Regions from separate parts of the Mus musculus genome. Here all the other regions are linked to region 2. A link is a loop called in an ENCODE intact Hi-C map of the cell type or tissue named here. Cell type or tissue: left cerebral cortex. All regions are shown on one strand. Region 1 overlaps Dock4 (dedicator of cytokinesis 4). Region 2 overlaps Dock4 (dedicator of cytokinesis 4). Region 3 overlaps Dock4 (dedicator of cytokinesis 4).

The links. Peaks named below come from ENCODE experiments on the same cell type or tissue, not always from the same donor. Only the 100,000 strongest peaks of a DNase experiment are listed, where the experiment ranks them.
Region 1: it touches region 2 in a loop (3-fold over the local background); 5 of 42 quality-filtered maps call a loop at or near these places.
Region 3: a loop joins it to region 2, with 3.0 times the contacts of the local background. A loop is called at or near these places in 2 of 42 quality-filtered maps.

What each region holds. Positions count from the first base shown.
Region 1 is chr12:40,729,061-40,737,060 of GRCm38, forward strand. It overlaps Dock4 (dedicator of cytokinesis 4), which reads left to right. Exons shown (of 53, transcript NM_172803.2): 18 at 789-886; 19 at 984-1,067; 20 at 1,228-1,328; 21 at 2,765-2,846; 22 at 4,118-4,288. Among named protein-coding and RNA genes, the nearest start is that of Dock4, 290 kb to the left of the region's middle. In left cerebral cortex, no CTCF peak of the experiment used is centred here; DNase peaks (open chromatin) are centred at 4,178 and 5,140; H3K27ac peaks cover 597 bases.
Region 2 is chr12:40,810,445-40,818,444 of GRCm38, forward strand. It overlaps Dock4 (dedicator of cytokinesis 4), which reads left to right. Exons shown (of 53, transcript NM_172803.2): 38 at 1-87; 39 at 1,776-1,880; 40 at 5,746-5,887; 41 at 7,145-7,311. Among named protein-coding and RNA genes, the nearest start is that of Immp2l, 210 kb to the right of the region's middle. In left cerebral cortex, a CTCF peak has its summit at 4,729 (motif pointing left); a DNase peak (open chromatin) is centred at 4,717.
Region 3 is chr12:40,591,984-40,599,983 of GRCm38, forward strand. The region is part of intron 1 of Dock4 (dedicator of cytokinesis 4); the gene reads left to right. Among named protein-coding and RNA genes, the nearest start is that of Dock4, 150 kb to the left of the region's middle. In left cerebral cortex, a CTCF peak has its summit at 3,552 (motif pointing right); DNase peaks (open chromatin) are centred at 3,648 and 3,756; H3K27ac peaks cover 2,468 bases.

The DNA of each region.
Region 1 (8,000 bases), 81 kb before region 2:
TCCCCCAAGACAGGTAGAGGCCAAGTTTGTTTCTTCTAGTTCTTGAAAGGCCTGTTGGACTCTGAATCCACCTGTCAGTTTCAGAAAGGAACTGGAAGAGTCAGGGCTATGTGCTTGTTCATAAGCTGTAGTAGAAAATGGACTGGGAGGGCACTCTTAAATCCAAAGGCTCACTAGATGAGCCTTTGGTACATTGGCCTTGTTGTCACAGTACACTGACAATGTGTGTTCCTAAGAATTGAGTTACCTTAAACAATCAAGAAGGCCTTCATTGCTGGAGTCCATTGCTCGACTGAGTGTCTGTGTTCAGCTGTCTAAGCATGAGTCAAGCAGGTTCCTACCTGTCTGGAAATCCCACTCTTATAGAAGGTAGCAGAAAAGGTTACAGCAGATATCTGTTGGCTGCTTACACCATTCTTAGTACTGGAAATGCAGTTGGGTCATGTTCATCTCTACCCTCTTTGGATTTTACAGTCAACCTTGGACGTAGAAACCTTTAGGTAAAAAACAAGTGCTTCTGTGAGGTAGGAACATGTGGGAGGCATGGTAATCCCTCCTGGACAACACCATCTAGTTGGAGAACTAAACAATGAGCAGGAGCTCTGGGGAGTAGAGGAGATACTGAAAATACTTTTAAGTAAATGCCATCCTAAACTAGAGAGGCTAGTCTCGGTGAGGGGACTGGGTAGCAGTGCATGTAGGAAGTCAGCTTTTACCAGTAGAGCACTGTTCCTGAGAGGGGCTGGACTCTATGAAAAGCAATTAACCTTCCTTTTCTGTTTGAAAAGGTGATATGCTTGATCTTTTGAAATGGAGAACCCACCCAGACAAGATCACAGGCTGTCTCTCTAAGTTAAAAGAAATCGATGGCTCAGAGATAGTAAAGGTATATACATTGTTTCATTACCACTTGGAAACTCAACCACTCTGGGAGGAGGACACGCTGGGTCTTACTCATTTGCCTTTACCTCTTTAATCCATAGTTTCTCCAAGACACACTGGATACCTTGTTTGGAATATTAGATGAAAATTCCCAAAAATATGGGTCTAAAGTGTTTGATTCTTTGGTAAGTTTACATTTTCTTAATAATGTAACAGATAAGTGTGCCTCTCCATCCTGGCTGTTTCAGAAATGGCCACTTGATGATGTAAGAGTTTATTTACTTATTTTGAGCAGACAAAGAAAAGATTGGCACTGGGTTCTGTAACACTCAATTTTCTCCTTAGGTCCACATAATAAATTTGCTACAAGATAGCAAGTTCCATCATTTTAAGCCTGTCATGGACACTTACATTGAGAGTCACTTTGCTGGGGCACTTGCATACAGGTAAGACTTGTAACTGCCTTAGGAATCACACTCGTGCTAACGCTTAAGCAGCTGCTTAGGAAGAAATTGCTGTAAGGGAACACAGGCAGATGTGAACCCCAGCCAACAAACCCTGTCTCTCCTCCTCACACACCCCTGTTCAGTGGTGATAACTTATTTTGATTAAAAGGAAAGGGGGTTGGGAGAACTTGCTGAGTCTGATCCTGGAACCTGGTGCCTTTCTTCTCACCTCCCTTTCACCCAGTGTGCTCTGGTCTAAGATGCCAGGTCCTTGTCATTTTTGCTGCAAGGAGTCCTGTTTTTACTACACTCCTTGCATATGACTTAAAGGAATAACTGTGAATGCAAAGCAGCCCTTGCCTTCATCCGTGTCCCAGGTCACTTGTTCACCTGTTAATATTCACAGAGGCCTTACCCATTACCAGGTGCCTTGTTCTGTGTTCTAATATACACACCTAGTCCCTGGCCTCAAGCCATTTAGCCATTGAAGTCTACTGTTAGATAGTAGCTGCCTCTTTTCCAACGGTGCAAGTTATGTAAGTAGCAGAGGGCATGAGTGATGTCCTACTTCAGCTCTGCTAGCCTCCAGAAAGCCACTAATAATAGCCTGAAGGCAGCTGCACACCAGGCTTTATACATTGTGTTCTTATGTGAAGACTTCGTCCCTGACCAGTAGAATTGGGATTATCTAAATGGAGACCAGCAAGCTAACTCTAAACTCTAAACACAGGTGGATTGTTTCTCTCTCTCTCTCTCTCTCTCTCTCTCTCTCTCTCTCTCTCTCTCTCTCTCTCTCTCTTCTTTCTTTCTACCTTTAAAAAAAAGAAGAAAAACTACCACTTGAATTAGAAAATAAAAATTAGCCAGCATTTTTGTCAGTGAGATTGTAATACTAAAAATAGTGGGTTGTTCTTTAGTTTTTGTTTTGTTTCCTAAAATAAATTAAAAATAAACCACTAACAAGAAAGCAGCTCTCTCTCCTGGAAATGCTTCTTCAAGAGCACACTTTGATGGTAAGAAAGTTGGCCTGGTAAATGCAGGAATGTAGCTTGGAGTGGAATAGTTTGTCTTCATGCATCCCCTGCCTTTTACCTGCGGCTAAATAGCTAACACTTTGCAGTACTCACAAGATTTGAAAGGAAAGAATACTGATGAGCAGTTGTCCAAGAATGCTCATGACAGCCCTAATTCTAAGGTCAACAGGATACCTACAGACTGAGGGCAATCTCAGGGGGCCGCAGTATGTTTCCATCTTACGTTTCAAGACAAGTAGTGACCTGCAGTTTCAATAAAGTTGTTCTAGAGCAACCTGGCAGGGGAATGTGAGACCTTACAGAGAAAGACTAGTCTTCCTGATATGCATGTATGTTGAGTTTATTGCCATTTAATTGAGAATTAGCCATTCTGCAATCTGGGCATTGCTCCCTGTGTTTTAGAGATCTCATCAAAGTGCTCAAGTGGTACGTGGACAGGATAACGGAAGCAGAGCGCCAGGAGCATATCCAGGAAGTGTTGAAGGTAATAACACGCTGTTGAAAACAGATGACAGAGTCTCACAAAGCTGTTACGTGATGATTGGAGACTAATTGGTTCTTCTGCACAGACAGTAATTGGTGATGATACATTACTGACTTTCCAATTCAAGGATCTTAATCAGTTTATGACTGCTCCAGAGCTGATGAAACTTGAAAGGGACTTTGCCAGGCCTGCCCAAAGGCACATGCTGGGGATTGAATCCTGCAGAGATGATGTCCAGAATGGGCAGGCAGGAGAGGGAGCATGGGAAGAGACTGGAATGAGCAGTTAATTAAACTTGGAAATTTCTGCCTATTTCACACCCTGACAGAGACCTAATGAGAACCCTTTAGCTTAAGTTTTAAATGACAGTAGGATGACCTAAGGGATCACAATGAAGGAACCTTATGTTGTACTGGGTCTCCTGGTTTAGTAACTCCCACATCTCTAGACCCAATATATTGAGCCACAGTGATATTAACATGGTCTTCAGACATGTTGAAGAATAAAATTTTCCCAGCTACCAAATCCTTTCCCTTCTCTTTCCTACTCCTTCCATCTCCCCATCTCTGTATGAGATAGGGTCTCATTAGGTAACCATGGATGAACTCCAACTCTCAATGTTTTTGTGTAATCGTTTTAAGTAAAGAATGAAGATTTAGGGCAAGGTGTATAGTTCAGTAGTATGTGTTTGCCTAGCAAGTATCAGGCTCTGGGCTTATCTCCAGTACTGCCATGGGGGGAGGGGGTGGGGGGAAAAATATATATATATATATATATATATATATATATATTTGTCAAGGGGTTTCCTAGCCCTAGCCGTCCTTTGATTCATATTAAGGCTATACTATGTAGTGTCAGCCCATACATAGATAATGCATACATAAAGATTATAAAACAGGTACTTCCTTTTATTACCAATTTATTCACTTGGTCTGCTTGGAAGTCGAGTGCTAAGTGGCAAACTACTTTTGAAAATATTCGTTACTTCATCGGCTAAATTAAAACAGAATCTATTTGAAGATCAAAAATATTCAGTGTTTCTAACTTTGGAAATATAAAGAGTTTTTAACATATTTTGCTTCTTTGGCATCAAAGAAGAATGGCTTTTCCACTTTAAGTATATATCACTCAAACATCTCAGGGTGGCTCGGTTTCGGGATGAATTATTTAAAAGTCTAACACTGTTCTGTAATATTTTTTATGCTATGTCATTGTTACATAAATACTCTCAGAGTCCTTTGAAGCTAACTTTCTAACACTCTTGTTTCAAGGCACAAGAGTACATTTTTAAGTATATAGTTCAATCCCGAAGGCTGTTTTCCCTTGCCACCGGAGGGCAGAATGAAGAGGAATTCCGCTGCTGCATCCAGGAGCTCCTTATGTCCGTCCGCTTCTTCCTCTCACAAGAGAGCAAAGGGACTGGAGCTTTATCTCAGTCGCAGGTAACTGTTTTCCACCCCTGCTGAACAGAAGAAAACAGGGACTGCAGTTTGTTTCCTTTTACCTGCCAGCGCGGTTGAGTAGCCTTGCTCCCTTTTTCCTGACGCTTGGCCATCATCAGGGTGAGACTTTGAAGTTCCGTGAGCTCTATGGACTGGCCTAACCTAAGCAACTCCATTCCCCATGCCCCATGCTAGAATAGAGGCAGTTTGCATCAGCCATGTTTTCATTTACTCAAACACATTCAGGTGGCTTGACACTGTCACCCTCAACTGGGAGACGGAATGTCTCTAGAACCTGGTTCTTAACCCCAGCCTCATTGCTTTTTAATCTATCAACTTGAGAATCATCCTCTTGGACAATGCTAAATTCACATTGTCTTCTTCTATTTTACTTGCTACCACCTTCCTGGGACTGATCTAAGATAATGCCAAGCCAATGCTGCAGATTCTATTACTGAGAGTCGCCTCACATGCGTTTATCTATGCATGTGTGCTTAGTGCTTACCTGCACCAATACGTTCTTGGCCGTTTTGAGACAGGGTATACTTAACCTCGTCTGGCCTCTACCTCTCAAGGACTGGAATGGCAGATGTGAACTAGCATGCCTGGCTCTGATTTTCTTTTTTTATTTGTTTTTGACTTTTTTTTTTTAAGTTCTGGATCCATCAACATTCAAAATAGCATTGCCTTTTATACATTCCCAGAGACAATTCTTAGTGTTTCTCTATCTTTTCTTAATCCTTCTTGTATATTTTTAATTTTGATGCCTTGGTTAAAAGCTGTCAGATAGAGAGGCAGCCTCCCACCATCCTCTGGAAACTTAAGATCTTGGAGAACTAGAGCTTTAATATGAAGATTAAAGCAAACTGGGTCTTAAGAATGCTGATGTCATCTGGAGTCATGTGGTAGGTAGCATGTGGCAGGCCTACCATACAGTGTCCCAGCACCAGAACTCACAGTCCTTTGGTTACAGCACTGTACTTTTCCTGACTGCTTACACAGCTAGTCTTGTTATTTATTCTCTTCCTTACAGATGTGGACTTATCTTCCACCCGGGCCATCATATAACAAGGTCTTTTTTTTTTTTTTTTGTACTTTCTTTTTCTTTTTTTTTTCCATTTTTTATTAGGTATTTAGCTCATTTACATTTCCAATGCTATACCAAAAGTCCCCCATAGCCACCCACCCCCACTCCCCTACCCACCCACTCCCCTTTTTTGGCCCTGGCGTTCCCCTGTACTGGGGCATATAAAGTTTGCGTGTCCAATGGGCCTCTCTTTCCAGTGATGGCCGCCTAGGCCATCTTTATAACAAGGTCTTTTAAATGTCATCTTATACTCTGTAGTTAGCAGTCCAATCCCGGCACCAGGGAACTTACCGGAGACCTCAAGGGCAAGCTTTCACCTTGCCAGAGCTGATTTGTAGCAGCTGATAATTTGAGGAGGATAATCCAGTATGCTTACCACAGAGGTCTCAGAGTTTACTACTTTGTGATTAAGGTTTCACCCTGAAACATCTCTACTAACTGTTGTTAATCACAGAGACCACATCTGCCTGCTTTGCACCTGAAAAATATCTTCCTATTCTTAAAAGTAATGTTAAATTATTGTTTATTACTTCTTGGGGATATAAGACATTTTTCTTCCTCTTCTAAAACTACAGAAATCTTTCTGTACCTTCACCGTATCTCCTGTGAGTCCTAGCATTCCCTAAGGTACCTCCCATTGCTATGATTCTGCAGGGGGTAGCAGCCCTGATGCTTCTCTACCATTCTGACTTTCATTAGTCTTGGTTTTTAGAGTATTACTCCACAGTTGAGCTTTAGAGGCAGCTTTGTTACTTCTTAAAGTATATAAAGTTCCTAAAAAAGCTAATAACCCTACTGATGGAATTCTTTATTCTGTATGCTGTTTATTTATGTGTGTGTGTGTGTTTCGTTTTAGTTTTATGCAAAGTCACAGTTAATGTAATATTATGAGATATTGGTTTTCTTTAATAAAAAAAGGGGGCATTACTTCCCAATATTTTGGTGGTAAGGTTAATGACACATTTCTTCCCATTCCAAGTTCACTGATGATCCTACACTACTCTTAAAGAAAGGAGGAGGGCAAAAGTTTGATTAATGAGAGAGGTTAGTTTTCTACTGCTGCTAACATATCTTAGCTTGATGGCCTTAAGCAGCTTTTGAGTTGCAGTTTTGTAGGTCAGGAGTCTACTCAGGCTTAGTTGAATTCTTTCCTAAGAGTTTCCCAGAGTCGAAATCAGAACTTGATTTCTTATCTGAAGCCTTTGAATAAGAACAGGACTGTTTTTTTTTCAGCCTATTGGTAGAAATTGTGGGATCAAGGGCCTCTCCTGCAAGCTGCCAATACAGGCTGGGGGCATGGGAGGTAATCTGTCTTCTCAAGGACACTCAGAATGTTTTTTTACATGTGGTTGCTTCAAATCCAGCAGCCATATGCTGTGTTCTGTCCATGCTCTCAATCTCTCTAAGACTCCTACAATGAAATAAACAAAACAAAACAAAAACCTAAAGGTTTATGGTTAGGCTAAGCCTACCTATATAGTCTCCATATTTAAGAGTCGCCTAAGTAGGTAGCATCCTTCGTTTTTTTCTGCAAAAGCTCTTTGGCAATGCAACATAACGTAATTGCAAAGCTACCAGGGACAAAGGTCATGATCAGTCATCTTAGAATTGCATCTCCATCACTGCAAAGAGAGGCCCATTGGACTTGCAAACTTTATATGCCCCAGTACAGGGGAAAGCCAGGGCCAAAAAGGGGGAGTGGGTGGGTAGGGGATTGGGGGGGTGGGTGGGTATGGGGGACCTTTGGGATAGCATTGAAAATGTAAACGAGGAAAATACCTAATAATAAAAAAAAAAAAAGAAAAAAAAAAAAAAGAATTGCATCTACTTTATCCAGAGCCAAGGATCATACTGGCCTACATTTTTAAATTATGTTAAAAGCAGAAACTGAGTTTGCTTGCTTGACACTGTGGGAGTCTTTCCCACGTGAGTTACAACCCAGCACAGATGCTGATTCCTGGAGACAAAGGGACCTTCTTAGTACTCTATCAAGTGGGCTAAGGGATTGCCACCCAATGGGTCTGTCTATCAGTGGGGCAAGGGATTGCTTCCCAGTGGGCCATCTCACCTTAGGCTTGGTAGGGAGATTCATTTATTCCTCTTAGCCAAAGCCCATCTTGGCAATGAGTCCTGAAGAGCCTTACCATGTCAGGCAGGACCGAGAACCAGCTTGGCTGTGTTGCCACTTCCCATTTCATGTACTGACTCCTGCCCCAGAATTTCCTGGAAAAGAAGACGAAGGGCAAAAAGGGTAAAGGCCCCAGCCCTTGCTGCAAGTTCCTTGTAATTATTTTTCTCCATTTGTCTCAGGGCATAGGAAGGTCAAAACCAAATTGTACTTTTATTTTTATTTTCAATTATAACCCTTAGCTTGTCCCAGGGCAGCTGGCTTCCTGCCCTCATCATAAAGTATTTCTTGCTTTATGCTTTTTAGTGGTCATATTATAAAGGTACCTTACATTTCAGGGACACCAAGATACATTTTTCAAGTAAAAAAGTATAATAAAGAATTCAGGAATATGTTAAAGGATACAGGAAGGAGATAATTTGACTTTTTGTAAGCAGAGAGATTCATTGATTTTTTTAAAATTTATTTTATTCCATTTATGTGACACAGTTCTTTGC
Region 2 (8,000 bases):
TGTTGGGAGAATGGCATTATCTTGTGCCGGAAGATTGCAGAGCAATATGAGAGTTACTATGACTACAGGAACCTGAGCAAGATGAGGGTAAAGTACTTGGGTGTCTGTGGATCAGGTGTGGTACCCCTGTGTGACTAACTTCCCAGCAGGGCCATAGGAAATCAGCCTTGTGACTCTCTTGATACAGCTTACAGAAACTTTCTCTAAGCTAAGTATTTTCCCTGAAGCATGCTACGCCATGTATACATAAAAACAACAAATTGATCTGTGTGCTCTTTTGATTAATATATAAAGGGGGAACCCTCGGTCTGTTTCTGAAGTCCCACATCTGAAATCCACAATCTAATCCAGGATTTTAAGTTTATGGTGGAAAAATCTCTACACTGAAGAGCTTCCCAATTATGCAAAAAAAACTTTCAGACAATTTACAGTTCTTAGCATCTGTGGTCTACAAAACAAACTGGTAGAAATGGCTAGCTGGCTTGTGTTAAAATACATTCAGGACATAAACTCTCTCTATACCCTTGGAACTTGTTCCCAATAACCAAGTCCCAGGCGGTCAAGGATCTCCATATTCCCTGTTCCTGAGTCACTTGTTTTTGTCGCCTTGCTTTTAGATTCAGACAAATCCTTGTGCTTAGGAGTTACAAGCATTTATCACGATGAATGCAGAGGTGCCGCTCTGTCTCTCTGCTCTCACATATTTAACCGATAATGATATCCCCTTCCACTTTTGAGGCTGGCGTTGGATACATACCATAACTTCAACAGCTTGCAAAGGCCCCTTGCACCAGCACAAGCACCTTATTCGCCCGCTGGGAACTGACCCTATACTTTTGGCCAAGTCCTTCACATCAGCAGGCCAAGGATGTTTCTCCTCGCTTGAAAAACTATAGTAGAAAAAAAAAAAAAAAACCAAAAAACTTAACTTCAGTTCATCATGCTGACGCTTTATATACAAACATTGCTATTTAACTTCTCCTGGCATCCTGTCCCCACAACAGAAGTGAGGTTACAGTGTTTACCAGTGAGAGCCCTTGGGTGCCGTAGCCACTAAGATTTTTATAAACCCAGCACATTACACTTCATATCAACTGCTCTTTGGGGTGCTGTTACTGAGGGAGGAGGAAGCCTTCAAGTACAATATTAGTCTTTCCCTGGAAACCCCAGGGATAACAATACCACAAAAGGGAAGCCATAGGCTTTGTTTGCTCCCTAGTTTGAACATTGTCAAAGACATATTTAAGAGCTTTTAGCACAGACAGCACTTTGTACCCCACACCTCCCTTGGCCTGGGTTGGTGATTTATTCCCCCTTCCACTTATACAAAGGTGTACGTTCTCCATGTCCTGAATTACTGTGTGCAAGGGGAAAGCAGGTACACCTAGCACAAGAGTTCTCCAGAAAGGCTTGGCTTCTAACTGGGTAACTGGGACTTGTCTATGTCTATGATGAAGTAAACATTTCCATAATAGACTTGTAGACATTGTCTCCTCTGGTAGAAGCACACAGTAAAACCCTTGATTCTTTCAGGGATCAGTAAGCTGTAGCCTGTGCTCTGGCACATTGAGACGTACCAGGAAATACAAAGGCTGAAGTGTTCAGTATGTATTTACAACATTGGCTTGCTGGCCCTCTCCTGAAAGCATTAAAAAGGAATCAAATCCTGTTCTGAATGAACTAAAATATTTCATCTGTGTACAGAAGCACATTCTTGTACTGGTGTGGCTGACATGTGGGATGGAATTCACAGACCTTCCCCTATACTTTCCCAGATGATGGAAGCCTCCTTGTATGACAAAATCATGGACCAGCAGCGCCTGGAACCTGAATTCTTCAGAGTTGGATTTTATGGGAAAAAGTTTCCATTTTTCTTAAGAGTAAGTTATACACTACTTAATTTGCTTTAATCCTTCCAGCTCAGATCCTGCAATCAACAAAACTAAGATATAGTGACATTGTATGACCAGTGACAAGAAGGAGACAGCATGTTTTGCCTTGAACAGTGTCTTAAAACCAAACAGTGTACCCCTTCCTGTGTTTACGTTATGAAGTCTTCAGTGGTTATGTCTTCCCTTCGGTGGTATTCACTGGTATATTCAGTGTGCAGTTCCCATAGTTAGCATTAGAGAATATGGAGCAGAGCAATAGAGGGCCTTGCAGTTGCAGACTGTAGGAATTAACAGAGTCACATCAAGTCGAAATCCTACTCCACAGCCATGGGGAAAGTGTTGTTGGTCCTTTTTGATGGCTTTATAAAAAGGTAAATATCACCCAGCAAAGACATCTGATTTATTGGTACTATTCAAGACATTGTAAGGCAGTATAAAATACTTAGTATCAGCAGGGCGTGGCTGAGCACACCTTTAATCCCAGCACTTGGGAGGCAGAGGCAGGCGAATTTCTGAGTTCGAGGCCAGCCTGGTCTATAGAGTGAGTTCCAGGACAGCCAATGCTATAGAGAGAAACCCTATCTCAAAAAACCAAAAAAGAAAAAACAAAACAAAACAAAAAACAAACAAACTTAGTATCGCCCTTCTCGTTTATACTGTGCCACATAGTATTTTATATGTGTGAATGTTATTGGATACATCTATCCGAACACCCTCCATGTATTAAAATGCTAGTTAAAAGAGTTCCTTTACTCACTTAGGGAACTGTGGAGAAGTGTTCTGGATTCCTGATAAAATCCATTTATTCCATTTATGAGCCAGGTATAGCACCTCAATCATGTAATACCAGCACTTGGGAGGTTGAGGCAGGAGAATTGCTACAACTTTACTTTGGCCAGTGGTGAATTCCAGGCCAGCCTGGCCTTCAGAGTAAGACGTGTCCAGATAGGAGGGAGAGAGAGAGAGAGAGAGAGAGAGAGAGAGAGAGAGAGAGAGAGAGAGCAATTTGAGTTCATTACAACTTTAAATCTCAATATAAAAATATTTGTGTTGAGCTAAATCTTGCCATAACTGTAAACACATGTAAGAAAAGGCAAGGTGAGTCTACTCAGAGAAGGAAGATGAGAAAGATGTCATTTATTGCTTAATCTTTATCTTATCTGCCTTTTAGATAAGTAGAAAGACTGGCAGATGGACCTCAAAGTATCCAAAGAGCATCAGTAAATATTTAGATCATGTGGAACACTTACATGATGGCTGTAGTATGTTGGTTAGCACTGACTGATCATTAACTTGACAGGATCTGGACCCACTTGGGAGACAAGGCTCCAGGCATTCCTGTGAAAGATCTTGTCAAATGGATTGTGAAAGAGCTTGTCGAGTAGATTACCCTCAGGAATAAAAAGACCCAGAAACGCCCTTAGCAAGAGCATTCCTCTCTCTCTCTCTCTCTCTCTCTCTCTCTCTCTCTCTCTCTCTCTCTCTCATTCCTGCCTGTGCACTGACATGTCATCTGCTGCTGGCCCCTCATTTCCCCACTCTAAGGGACTATGCCCTAGAACTGTGAGCCTGAGAAAACTCTCCTGCCCTGAGGGTTTGTGAAGTAGCCTTGCTCAGGGTACTTTATCACACCACCAGGAAAAGGAACTCAACAAGTTGACATTGATTTTATTGATTGAAATGACCATGTACTTGAGTGCAACATGGATATTGTATAAAAACTGTATTGCACTTAAAAAAATAAGTGCACACAGCATTGCAGGTAGGCCTATCTGATGATGGAAGAAAGATAATGGCAAATGCAGATGATTTGCTAAATTTAAAAGATTACATCCAGTTCTGGTCAGTTGTCAGCACCCCTTGAAGAGCACAGGGGTCTGGCTCTCAGTGGAGTGGTGTTCCTTCTAGGGCAGTGAGCAACATAGGGGACCAGAAACTCCTTCAACAGGGCAAAGTGTGGCTTTGATGTAGATGACTCTCTTCTTCTCTTGATCCAAAGTTCTACAGAATGAAAAACTACATTTCCTTCCATATCATGTCAAGACTTGGCTAATCCATTGTGACTTGAAGGTATGGTGTTTGGAGAACATAACAGTTTTAGGGACTCAAAAAGCTTCTGGTTTCTTTAAACTGTAAAAAGAAAACAAAATAATCTTTAGGTTGAATGAAATATGTAATAGTATTTGATAAATTATAAGTCATATATTTGTAAATATCAACATTGATATGTTTATCTCTATACCAAACTGGTCATCTGATACACCTTTTTATATTTTTATGGAGGAAGAGGCTGATGACACTAAATGTGCCGAAGCAGTCATGTAGCCCTGACAAAAATGTGATTTAGTTACAAGCATTCAGTGAAACACCCTAGATCCCTATCTACTCCATGTAATTACTGTAACTGGAAGGGTATATAGGGCTAGAAAGATGGCTCCACTTAACAGAACTTGCTGGTCTTCCAGAAGGACCCTAATTGGGTTGCCACCATGTGAAGCAAGTCACAACTGCCCTTAACACTGGTTCCAACACCCTGTCCTGGCCTCTCTGGGCACCAATATAACATGTGGCCTACACTCACAGATACATATAACATTTCTTAAAAATCAATCTTGAAAGATAATATATTTTTAAAAATCAGAAGTAGTTTGGAAGCACAAATTATAAAGGAACTTTAGCAAACATCAAAACTACATTGACCAAATAGGCCAAAGTTTGTTTAATGAACAATTATAATAAATTGATGTGTCTATCATTGGTCTTTTGGAAAATAGCCTTTTTCTATGTAATTGGCATTTACTTCAAGATGGAGGAGAAGGATTGCCCTCTATTGGATTGTAAGGAACACTGCAGGCTTCAGAATCCCAAGAAGTTCTTCCTTGTCTTTTTTTTTTTTTTAATTCCAAATTAAAAATAAATATCAAGATTTAAAATGTCCATATGTCCATTTGTTGTTTGATTAATGCAGGATGCATTTAAAAATTCTAGTACATTGAAACAGTTGTATAATCTAAGTAGTTATTTTTCCCCATAAATGGAAAGTGTTAACCCTCATGACTAGGCAGGTCTACATCTAGGTCATTAAAAAGAACTCTGAAAGCACTTATATGAAGGTTTGTATCTAAATTTTCTTGGCAGCACTGTTTATATCATCCAAAAAGTAGGAAAAAAAAAAAAACTCAAGGATCATCAGGTGATGGATGGACAGGCCAAATGAAATTTATCTACACAATGGATTACAACCCAGCAACTAAAACAAAAGAAGTATACATCTCTGCCACAAGCTAAAGAACTCATTGAAGCCAGGTCCCCAAGATGTAGCCTTTGGCCCTTCTGTCCTTCCGAAGGCTAGAATAGAGATGGCCATCTGCCTGCCCTCTCAGTGGAAGTAGAAAGCTGATCTCAGAGCCTGTTAGGAAAAGATGCAGTCATGTGGATTTTTAGTTATTGCATATCTTTGTTCTCTTTGAAATTGGACATTTATGTGTACGAGTGTGACGTATATCTTATAACAGTCATCTTTAACATGTGTCAATCAACATTTTAAGATACTGCTTGGGCCTTGTCCTTAATACTCACCATCAGTCCCCGTGCAACTCAACCTGAGATTCAGATGCTATTGGGTCTGGTGAAAATCAGTAACAAGTGAGGCCTTTGCCCTTTGCCCTTTGCCCTTTGCCCTTTGCCCTTTGCCCAGCATGTTTATTCACAGGCATATTTTCAGATAGTTATGGTTTCTTTTATCGTTGCTGCAGTGTCATGACATGGAACAGATGGTCAGTTATTACCACAGTCTTGGGTTTTTTCCTTCTTTGTTATATAATCCTAATTTCTGTTTTGATTGCACCCCCAGAATAAGGAGTTTGTATGTCGAGGGCATGACTATGAAAGACTGGAGGCCTTCCAACAGCGAATGCTGAACGAGTTCCCCCATGCCATCGCCATGCAGCATGCCAACCAGCCCGACGAGACCATCTTCCAGGCAGAGGCTCAGTGTATCCATTCCTGATGGGCCTCGGTTGGGTGGTACCTGTTGTTAGCTGCAGGACATTGTCCTGTGAACTGTTGCGGCCACTGCTCCCTTTTCAGTGCCCCCCCCCCCCCACCCCTCAGACTTGCTAGTCCTCTCCCTCCTGGTGTTAGCTTATTCTAATTGTTATCACAGAGTCAGTGGGAAAGAAATGCCATAAACATCTGGTAAGGAATTTTCTCCCTTTTGTTGGATACTCCTGCAATTTACACTTCTGAAGCTCACTCTTATTGGATTTCCCATAGAACAATAGAATAATTTTCCTCTGACATCCAATGGAAACTGTTTCAGTTCAAGGAAGTGGTAGCATTGTGTTCAGGACAGCCCATCCTCCACCTCCTCTTCCCCTTCTACTTGCATTATATAGTGAGGGAAAGAAGAAAAAGAGGTGTCTCCAGTATCCTTGGGGTCCTGATATTCAGGACTCTGACTTAATAATAGCATATAATTCACATACACACACCCCCATGTAAACATATCTAAACACAAAGCAAACAATTTAAATGGAAGCATGTAGGCTTTAGACACAAAGGCAATTCACCCATCAGTTCTTCCTAAATCCACCAGAAATCAGTGGTTTTAAAGAAAAACAGGTAAACTCCCAGTGGCTTATGGATATACTTTCAAAGCAGAACCTAAATGCAAAAGAAATAAATTATTTAAGAAAAATATTTGCTCTGTTTCTCCGGAGAGGAAGTAACTATATAAACAAAATAGTATTTAAAGTGGGAAGTACAACTAACCACTTAGCTTATCTATACCTGGCCTTGGAAAATGGATGCCACACTTCAGAAGGCTGGGGTCGCAGCAACACTTGGCAGGTGCAAATCCCTGTCAGTTTTGGTTACTGCCTTTGGTCATAGTCTTATGAGGATTTCCATATCATTATAAATGAATTTTAGGAGCCATGAACAATAGACTGAAGATGAAAGTGTCTTGTGTACAAGAGGTAGGTTATCCTGACTCTGCAAACCCAAGCCCAGCTGTCCCTCCCCAACCCTACTAATGTAAGCTGTAACTTCACAGGTTACAGAAATGCCAAGCGTGTGTCCTGTACGAATCAAACTCTTAGGACTAGATCAAGGCCTGAAGTTGGAGGCGTGCTTAGAAGTGTGTTATTCATAGCTTCTGGGCAGTTTTAAATGACTTCAGCTGGAATGGAAACACCAGACTGCCTTGCCATTTGTCAAGCCGGGTTTCCTCCTTGACTCTTTAATCTTAGATTTACAGATATATGCTGTGACTCCCATTCCAGAGAGCCAGGAGGTACTGCAGAGAGAGGGGGTCCCAGACAACATCAAAAGCTTCTATAAAGTGAACCACATTTGGAAGTTCCGCTACGACAGGCCATTCCACAAAGGCGCAAAAGACAAGGAGAACGAATTCAAGGTACCCTACAGTGCCTGTAACAGGCTGCCTCCTCAAATGCTTTCCTAGACTGAGCCCTCTGACTTAGTAACTGAGGACGAAGTCACGTGACTGGAACAAAGGGTCTAGAGTTCTTTTATCCTAGGAACACCCCGGCTCTGCAGTGTATCCAAGTGACGGGAAACATTTTCTAAGCAAGAAGAGTTTTGGTCCCAAGCTCAGAAAGTCTGAGCAGATCTGGCAGTAGGTCTTGAAATCAACTTCCCTACAGCAGTTCCAATACCCGTGGTGCTTAGACCAACCTTTAAACTCAGGTTTGAACTCAGGTATTCTAACATCAAGGAAGGATAGAGTAAAGAGGAGCCAAAGACTACGTGAGGGAGAACTGAGAAGAGGCCACGTGGGCACACTGTTGGTAGCCTGGAGATGCTCTGTTCTGTCCTTTGCTCTAGTCCTCGTGGCAACAGTGTGATTAGGATTCTGAGATGAGGACCAGAGTGTATGCTAATCCTGGCATCTGCATGTGCCAGCCCGTCTGCCCTCACCAGCTCCATGCGCCTTGCTAGTTTAGCATGCTCCCAGTCAGAAAGTTCTCACAGCCTCACTGGGAAAAGGATATCTAAATAACTATTCAGAAATCACTTCTTCCCTTGAAAACCATGATATGGGAAGAGTTAGGCCCCAGTCACTTGGCATTCGAACCTGAACAA
Region 3 (8,000 bases), 220 kb before region 2:
CTGAGTATCATTGTCTAGCTTTCTCTAGTCAGCCTGAGTTCATTTTTAAGTCATCCTCCATCTAGCAGATACCTTTGCTTTTTATGCCGGAAGCCTGAAGACCTTTCCATTCTTCATGACTTAATCAAACCAAGGTTTTCTTTCTTTTTAATTGTGTCTGTTTTCTCTACGGCCTACAGTATGTTGTTTTGATCTGTAACCTCAATTCCTCCTTTATTTATAAAGGAAGCATTAGAAATGTGACCATTCTCTTCATGCCCCTGTCTGGTGCCTGCGTATGTGCACTCATACTCACATGCATGCACACATGTGCGTTAGTTCAAGAATATCCACCGTCTTGACATTTGGTTATGTCTTGGGTGTGTCCCTTTTGAAGCACTCAGTACAGCTGTTTGTCGTCTTTTCTCGGCTAAGGTTTTGTGTCCTCTCACCTGTGGCGTGCATTTTCCTGTTGGTGCTTTCTGATTTTGATGTCTCCTCTCCCTTCAGTCATTTGATTCTGTTTTCCTCATTTCAGTATTTGCTCAGAAACTACAGATGTTCTGTGCAGTTTAAAGAAGTCTTCTAGGATCTGGAAGCCATCTTCTGTTTCTTGGATAATGTTTCTTTCACTCATGGCTCCACATTTGTCTTTCTAATGCGGCCCCTCACCCCCATTATATTTTAGTATATTTTCAGAGTTATCCTCTGTTCATCATTTCTATGCAGCGTGGACAACTTTCCATAGTTGCTTCTTTGATTCCATCAAGTAGACTTGAGTTAACTTCTACTGTTTCTAATTTCTTGGGGCATAGTTTGTTTCCAAATCCCCACCTTCAGTTTGCAGGCTGCCTGAGAGTGCAGTCATTAACAGGAGTCTCGGATGTTTACCCAGGCTGGCATGTCTGAGATTTTGCAAATTTCACATGGACGTCTCTGCATCTTAGAAATTCTCCCTCTTCATCTTTGTCCAGGGCACACATAAGTTATGGCTATGCTGCCTTAGTGTTCCTCTTCTGAAAAATATCAGTTCTCCCCTGCTCAATGTGTGTTGCCACCAATAATTTGACTCAGCCCAACAAAGTTTGCTTGCTGTCTTGTATGTCACATAAAGCAGCATGCTAAACTCTGCCCGTGGGTCTCAGAGGTCCTCCCTGCCCTCTGGAAATTCCAGTTCAGCTTCTTTCTTCTATACCCCAGTTTACAGGAGACCTTAGGTGCTCTGCGGAGTCCATATGCTAGATTCTGAGCCATGCTGGGATTTTAATCCTTTCCCCAGCCTGTTCATTTTTAAGACAATGTACTGTTTTTTTCCATAGTATCGGTGTGTTTATGTATGTGTGTGCTGTTGATGTGTCTGTGGGTTCATATATGTACATGGCTGTGAAGGCCAGAGGACAGTCTTGAGTGTCTGTCTTCATGTGTTGTCTATTCTTTTCTTTGGGACAGAGCCTCTCTTGACCTGGAATTCACCAGTAGACTAGGCTTTCTAGACAACCAGCTCCATGCATCTGCCTGTCTGCCTCCACAGTACTGATTACATATGAGTGATGCTCTGTCTGCCCTTATTACATGGGTTTGATGGTTCAGAGTTGGGTCTTTGTGCCCTTTTATCAAGTGAGCTATTTTCTCACCAAATTTCAGCTCCTAGTTGAGATTATTTTTCTTAGTCATTTTAGAAAATAAATTCGTAATTGTTTGATTCAGCTGTTATGATGCTACTTATAAAACTTTATTTCAGTTGGCCAAATGACTTGTCTTTTTATATTCTCTCTTTATTCTTCCACCCTTCTCCCCCGATCATAAATATGTGCATGCAAGTGAAAATATTAAACCCTTTAAATTGAGATGGAGATTTGAGACGAAGCCTAGAAATGCAGCAGCAGAGATTGGGAGCAGGCAGCTCCTGTCTTGTAGCATTGATAATTAAATGCCTTGTTGTTTAAGATGTTGTTACCAAGATTTTTCTCCAAGACTGCACACAGTGTTTCACACTAACGCCTTCAGTGTTGAAGGGTTGAGGGGATATTTGTATCAGCTTTCTAGACCTGTTAGGTTGTTCTGTGTCTGTCTGTCTCTTTGTCTTTCGGGATGAAGAATATTATTATTCCTCAGCAGGGAAGTGATGGCTCAGGCTTCCAAGAATTGTATTACTTAGGCCTTTTCTTGGAAATAGTTGGAAAACTAATGGGCTCTCCCCACCCTTTTCTTTAGCAGAGCAGTTTTCATAACTTCATGCCAATAGCAGAACAAGCAGCCAGACCCTGACTATCAGGTGCCTCACAGATAGGGTGGGAGAACAGTGGGAAGGATAAACTTCAAGGTTTAAGTAAGTGGAGGTGGCAAACCCTCATACAGGAACTTCAGATTGAGCCAGCGGTGGGGAGTGACTAAGGAGTCAGTTGAAGGGCATTGCTGAATTCCTTAACAAAACACAGTGAGCATCGCGAGACTCATGGGCATTTACTGCTACCCTCTTGAAAACGGTATTTTGGTGTTTTTTTTTTTTTTCTTTTTCTTTTCCTTTCCCTTCTTTCTGTTTGTTTCATCAGTGCTGTAAAGTACTCAAAAATTTTTTGCATCACTTTGAAATTTTACAATTTACCACAAGTTTTCTCTTCCTTGAGTCTCAATCGGCAGCTAACAACAGAAAGGATTATTCTAATAATAGGTATTTAGAATAAAGAAATTTGGCTTGACTCTGAATTCTGTTGTATCTCTCTGCCCATGTGTTCTTATTGTTTCCTCTGTGGTTATTTGCTTTCTGATGACTTTTCTACAAAAACATGAATTATAAAAACATGGAATAAATTTTAAAAATATGTCTCATGGAATTGTTTTCTCGGAGCCACTTCTAAAATAATGGACAGATTTAGTGATTGATGCCAGAGTGATCACGGTGATGTGCATCCTTAAGCCATGTAAAAGAGAACTTCTGCCCCTCTATCCATCTAGAACACCGGGGCCTTTGCCTGTTGTCCCCCGTTCTTCACTATTAGAACCTTTTTCCTCATTGAAAGGAAATGCATTTGTGGAAAAAAATCATTCAATTGGCATTCTAAATGTGCATTTGAAGCTGTGCATAAAAAGTGGCACATTTACTTTAACACCCCCCGCCCCCCCCTCCCCCCCCCCCCCCACACACACATTTTAGCTGGGGAAGGCATTGGGGAAAACAGTGCAGCAAAGCAGGACTGAGGTCGTTTCAGGAGTTTGGCTGAGACTAAATAACACTTATCCCCTCTCTCAGCAGTGACCTTCTTGTTTATATGGTGTTCCCACAATGCACAAGAGTCTGACTGCAGCCCAGAGTAGTGAAGAGAGGAATTCCAAGAAATACCAATCTTCTTTGGTGTCTCCCAGGGCATAGCAAAGCACCCAAAGGCCCCTGTGCAAGCTGAAGCTGGCAGCCCCACAGGGGGAAGCCAAGGGTGGGATTAGGAGAGACAGGCTGTTTTCATCTTAATCATCATATTTACATAAATAATTCCTTATTCTATTTAGAGTGTCTAGCCATTCTCTCCCTTTCTAACTTCATGGCAGTCTCTCCTCCACCAGAGGATGGCATAACACTTCTTTTAGGTTCTGCGTCTGAACGGATATTTTTGTACACCCTCTTCTGAAGCATTTGATGATTCTAATGCAGCAAATGTTTGGTCACAATAAGAGACAACTGACTGTCCTCCGAAGCTCACGAGCACACAGTCACGCATCACACTCTCTTGCTGTCAGATCTTTCAGAGCTTTGCTATGACCTACTTAGGAATCTTCTGGGAAGGTTAAAAATTCTGGTGAATTTTGTGTTGCAGATTTCAGTGGCTCCAACATTTGTACTTCTGTTTTCCAGGCTCGTTCCTATGGAGATAATGGCCAGCCTCGTCATGTAAACCTACTGGCTTCTTTTTTTGGTAGACATGCTTTTTAATTTAAGTCTCAGGAAGCAATATCTTTGATTTGGGTAATTTGACTTTGTAATGCACCATGCGTATCTTTGGGTATTTTGTCAGGAGATATTTTAATGGCATGTTCACCTGACTTTAATTCTGGTGTGTCAGCATTTCTCATAAATCTGTATTTCTCAGGCATTAATCTAATAGTTTTAAGAATATCCTTCAGTGGAGCCAGCAAGCATCCGATAGCAATGAGATTAATTTGAGGAGGCTGGAAGTGATGAAAGGGAGACAGTTCATAAATGGCACGCAATGTGGATGAGCTGGAGGGAAGAGGCTCCTGCCACGTGAAGGCCAGGGCGCCTGACACAGCCTGAGAGATTAGTCAGGCTGGGTTTGCTTTCATTTCCTGCACAGTTATAGGATGACGTGACTTGTCTATATCAATATCAAGAAAGTTTTCATTAGGAAGAGCGGGAAGTTAAGTAAAGGGAGGGAGAAGAGGAAGGGAAGGGACAAAGGAAAAGAAGGCAAAGAACGCTGGAAGCAGTAAGAGAGCCAGCAGAATTAAATTTCCTCAGTCATTCATCTTAGATAAGTGAACAAATGCTGCCCCGCTCCATGGCTTTGCATGATAGACACAAAATCCAACGACGAAGCAAAGAATGGCTCCTCTGAATCAGCAATGGACGGTGATGAAGGCCACTGTCACTGCTGAGAGCCTGGATCATCACCCACTTCAGCACCCTCAGATCTAGTGTTCTTCCTGTTTGCTTTGCCTTGGTTGCTGATGTCTCAATCCTTTGACCTAGTTATTGATTGATGATGGCCATGGTTTCATACCGCTCCTACTGATAGCAAAATGTTCCTGCTATTTCTCTTCTTCTCCACAATGGTAAAATGAGTGCAGAAGGTAGGTGGGCATGCATTCGCCAAATAAAATGCAAGCTGTAGGAGAATATAGATGGGAGACTTCTGGCTTAGAAGGCATTAGAAGGGCCGGGATTGAAACTCAGTAATAGAGCACTACACTAGCTTGCATTCACCCCAAGATAAAAAACAAGCACCTTTAAAAAAAAGGAATTAGGGTTCATTCCCTACACACATTGCATCTCTGAGTATTTGCCATGAAGTGTGTTCAATACTTCACAAAGGGCAGACAGCAAAATTCGAGCTGGTTTTTAAAAGGTTGAGTAGGTAGAAATTTACAGAGCTGACTCTTTGCTGCTGCAGTTGTTGAGTCTGGGGTTCCCTATCCCTCAGAGCTCTTTTCATCCCCAGCCAGTACTGTCTGCCTGCCTAGGTTTTCCTGTGTCTGAGAGCTCAGAGCCTTAGAGGGTGGAATATCTTTCCTCCTCAGTCATGCTAAAGTTTCAAAGAACAATCTATTTAGACTTTGCTCAATTGCCCAGCTGGAAAAGGTATAAAACGCAGAGGGTGCTTCTCCCAAACTCCAGCCAATAAATAACAAGTTGTGTTCACTCCTGTGCTTGGTACAGCCAGGGCCAGCGTTTGTATCAGAGACAGGCATGCCAGCAGCACAGTTTTCTTTATTATGCTCTTTGTTGGTGATGTTGGTTTGGGGACAGGGGATGGAACTCAAGGCCTCTGCATGCTATGCCAGCTCTATGTTACTCATCTCCATCGTTAACCTTTAAAAAATTGATAGTTTAAAATAGTTGCCCCTGTGTTATGGCCTGGGTTGGCCTGGAACTCACTCTAGCCCAGAGAGGCTTTGAATTTGCAATCTTCCTGCTTCTGCCTTCCTATAGCTAGGATTATAGCAATGTGCCACTAGGCTTAGCTCCAGTTCTGGACACAGGTAAGGAGTTTTCTGCAAATAAAATGCTTCTTAACTACTTTGAATATGCAAATTCAAGTCCTTTTGAACCAGAAAGTCATATTTGCAATAACTTAAATATCCCAATCTTCCCTGAACTATTATAGCTATTTAATTGTCACAAGTGATACTGTTTCACCTCAGCCATGTTTTCACAAGTAATTTCTCTCTGGGAGGCATCAGTAGTTTACCCTTCTCTTTCTAAGGATTAAGTGAGATCAGCCGGGTTCCCATGAAAATCGCCTCTCTCAACACAAGCAAACCACCCAGTGAGTGCAATCATCCTCTCCATTGACACAGCTGTCTGTTGGAACTAATGCATTTTCACATCAGTGCAAGAGGACTGCTGCCTGACATTTCGGATTATCTAGCTAAAGTGACAAGGTCTGCTATTCAAACTAGCACAGAAATTCAATGGTTAATAAAAGTTCTTATCCCGTGTCAGTGCAACTTAGCAAAAGATGTTACAAACACCACTTGTTTGTTGGTCCTGGGCTCAGAACGAATAGTGACATGTTATGAGTTATTTTTCTCCACTTATTTTTGTCTCTCAAAACTGTTCATGGTTTTCATGTTTACAAAGCAGCTCCTATCCAGGGCCTGTATGTAAAAGAAACGATTCTATGTTACATAGCTTGAAAAGTTAAAAATGTTTTCTAGCTCTAGTAGCATCCGTCTGTACCCAGCTACTGGGGGCCAGTGCTCCTTTCTCTTATGGTCAAGTGGCTCAGATGGATTAGAGTGGCACTGAGGTTGTTGGGATGCACGCTGAAGAAGTGGAACTCATCAGGTACTGTGGGCGCATTAGTTACTTTTTGCTATGGACAAATACGCGACGGGTACCTTACATACCATTTATTTTTGGCTCATTGTTTAAAGAGATGCAGGCAATCTCTTTAATACACTGGCTAAAGCTTGAGGTAGCTGAGGGATGGATGCTAGGCCTCAGCTTCCTTTCTATTCCCCCTTCGGTTCAGCCTAGGACCCTAACCAATGGGATTGTGCTTTCTTCCCATAGTAAGGCTGTGCCTTTCTGCCCCAGTTAAACCACTCAGGAAGCACCTCGCAGACACACCTAGAGATAGGTTACTACAGGCTTCCAAATCCAGGTAATGGGACGTAAAAAATCAACTATTATACTTTGGATTCAGGAGACATCAGTGACAAGACACAAAGCCAAAGTCAGAGAAGTCACTTTTTCAGAATTCTGTGATGCTAACTCAGTGAACAATTCCCAAGGTCAGTTGGAAGGAGCCTGGTGCTAAGAGACAAAAGAGGGACACATAAGAAATGTTTTTCCAACCAAGAGTTGGAGGACCAGGCCTGTGTAAGGTCTGAAGTACATTGTAGGGAGTCTGTAGGAGAATACTAACCTCAGCATTTTTATGTTGAAATGAATAGGGACAAATATATCTTAAAATAAATTACAGCCATGTGAGCATAATTGAGCTGTCATAGGATCCACTGTCAATGGTGTGTCTTTCAGTGTTGAAAGAGAAATAGATTGTCCAATGAGGCGATTAGAGTCTGTGCCAGCCATCACTTCTGATATCCTGCTATCAGAGTTTGGTTATTTTTTGACTGCCCTGACATACAAAAGAGAATTAGTTTCTCCTCTCCTCTGCTCTCTTCTCCTCTCCTCTCCTTTTTATGGCTTATTTTTAAGAGGGTTTCAGTTTATCATAGTGACAGAGAAGACCAGATCAGCCCACAATGGCAGAATCATGTGGTATAATCTATAGACTGTTCACAATATAGTTGACTAGGAAGTAAGGAATTGTACAGGAGCCATGGCCCAGGCATAACCTTCAAAGGCCCAACCCCTGTGATGAGCTTTCCTTCACTTAGTCCCATCTGGTAAAAGTTCACGGGTTCCCATAGTAGTTCCAACATCAGGGAACGTGCACCCACAAGAGTCCCTGCAGGGCATTTCAATTTAAACATTAACAACAAAATGGTCGTTGTTCTTCAGGGTTCTAAGGAACAGACAGCATTGGTTAGGAAAACCACTGCTCCTTTTTCCCCAGACATAGCCAGATAATCTGAACATGAGCTCAGCACTGAAGGTTATCCCCACAGTAATTGGCTGGATTGTAATTGCCTGATAACACCTTAGGAAATGTCTATTTTGAAGACAACTCTGGCCTCTACCCTGAGAGCAAAATACTTTTTCCCTTGAAATTGGAATGTTCTTATAAAGGTATTGGAAGGTATTGAGACTCTCTGCTGTTTGCAGTTACCTGTTTGGCCCTCAGTCCTCAAAAGACTTGAACTTTGACCTCATTCCTTTA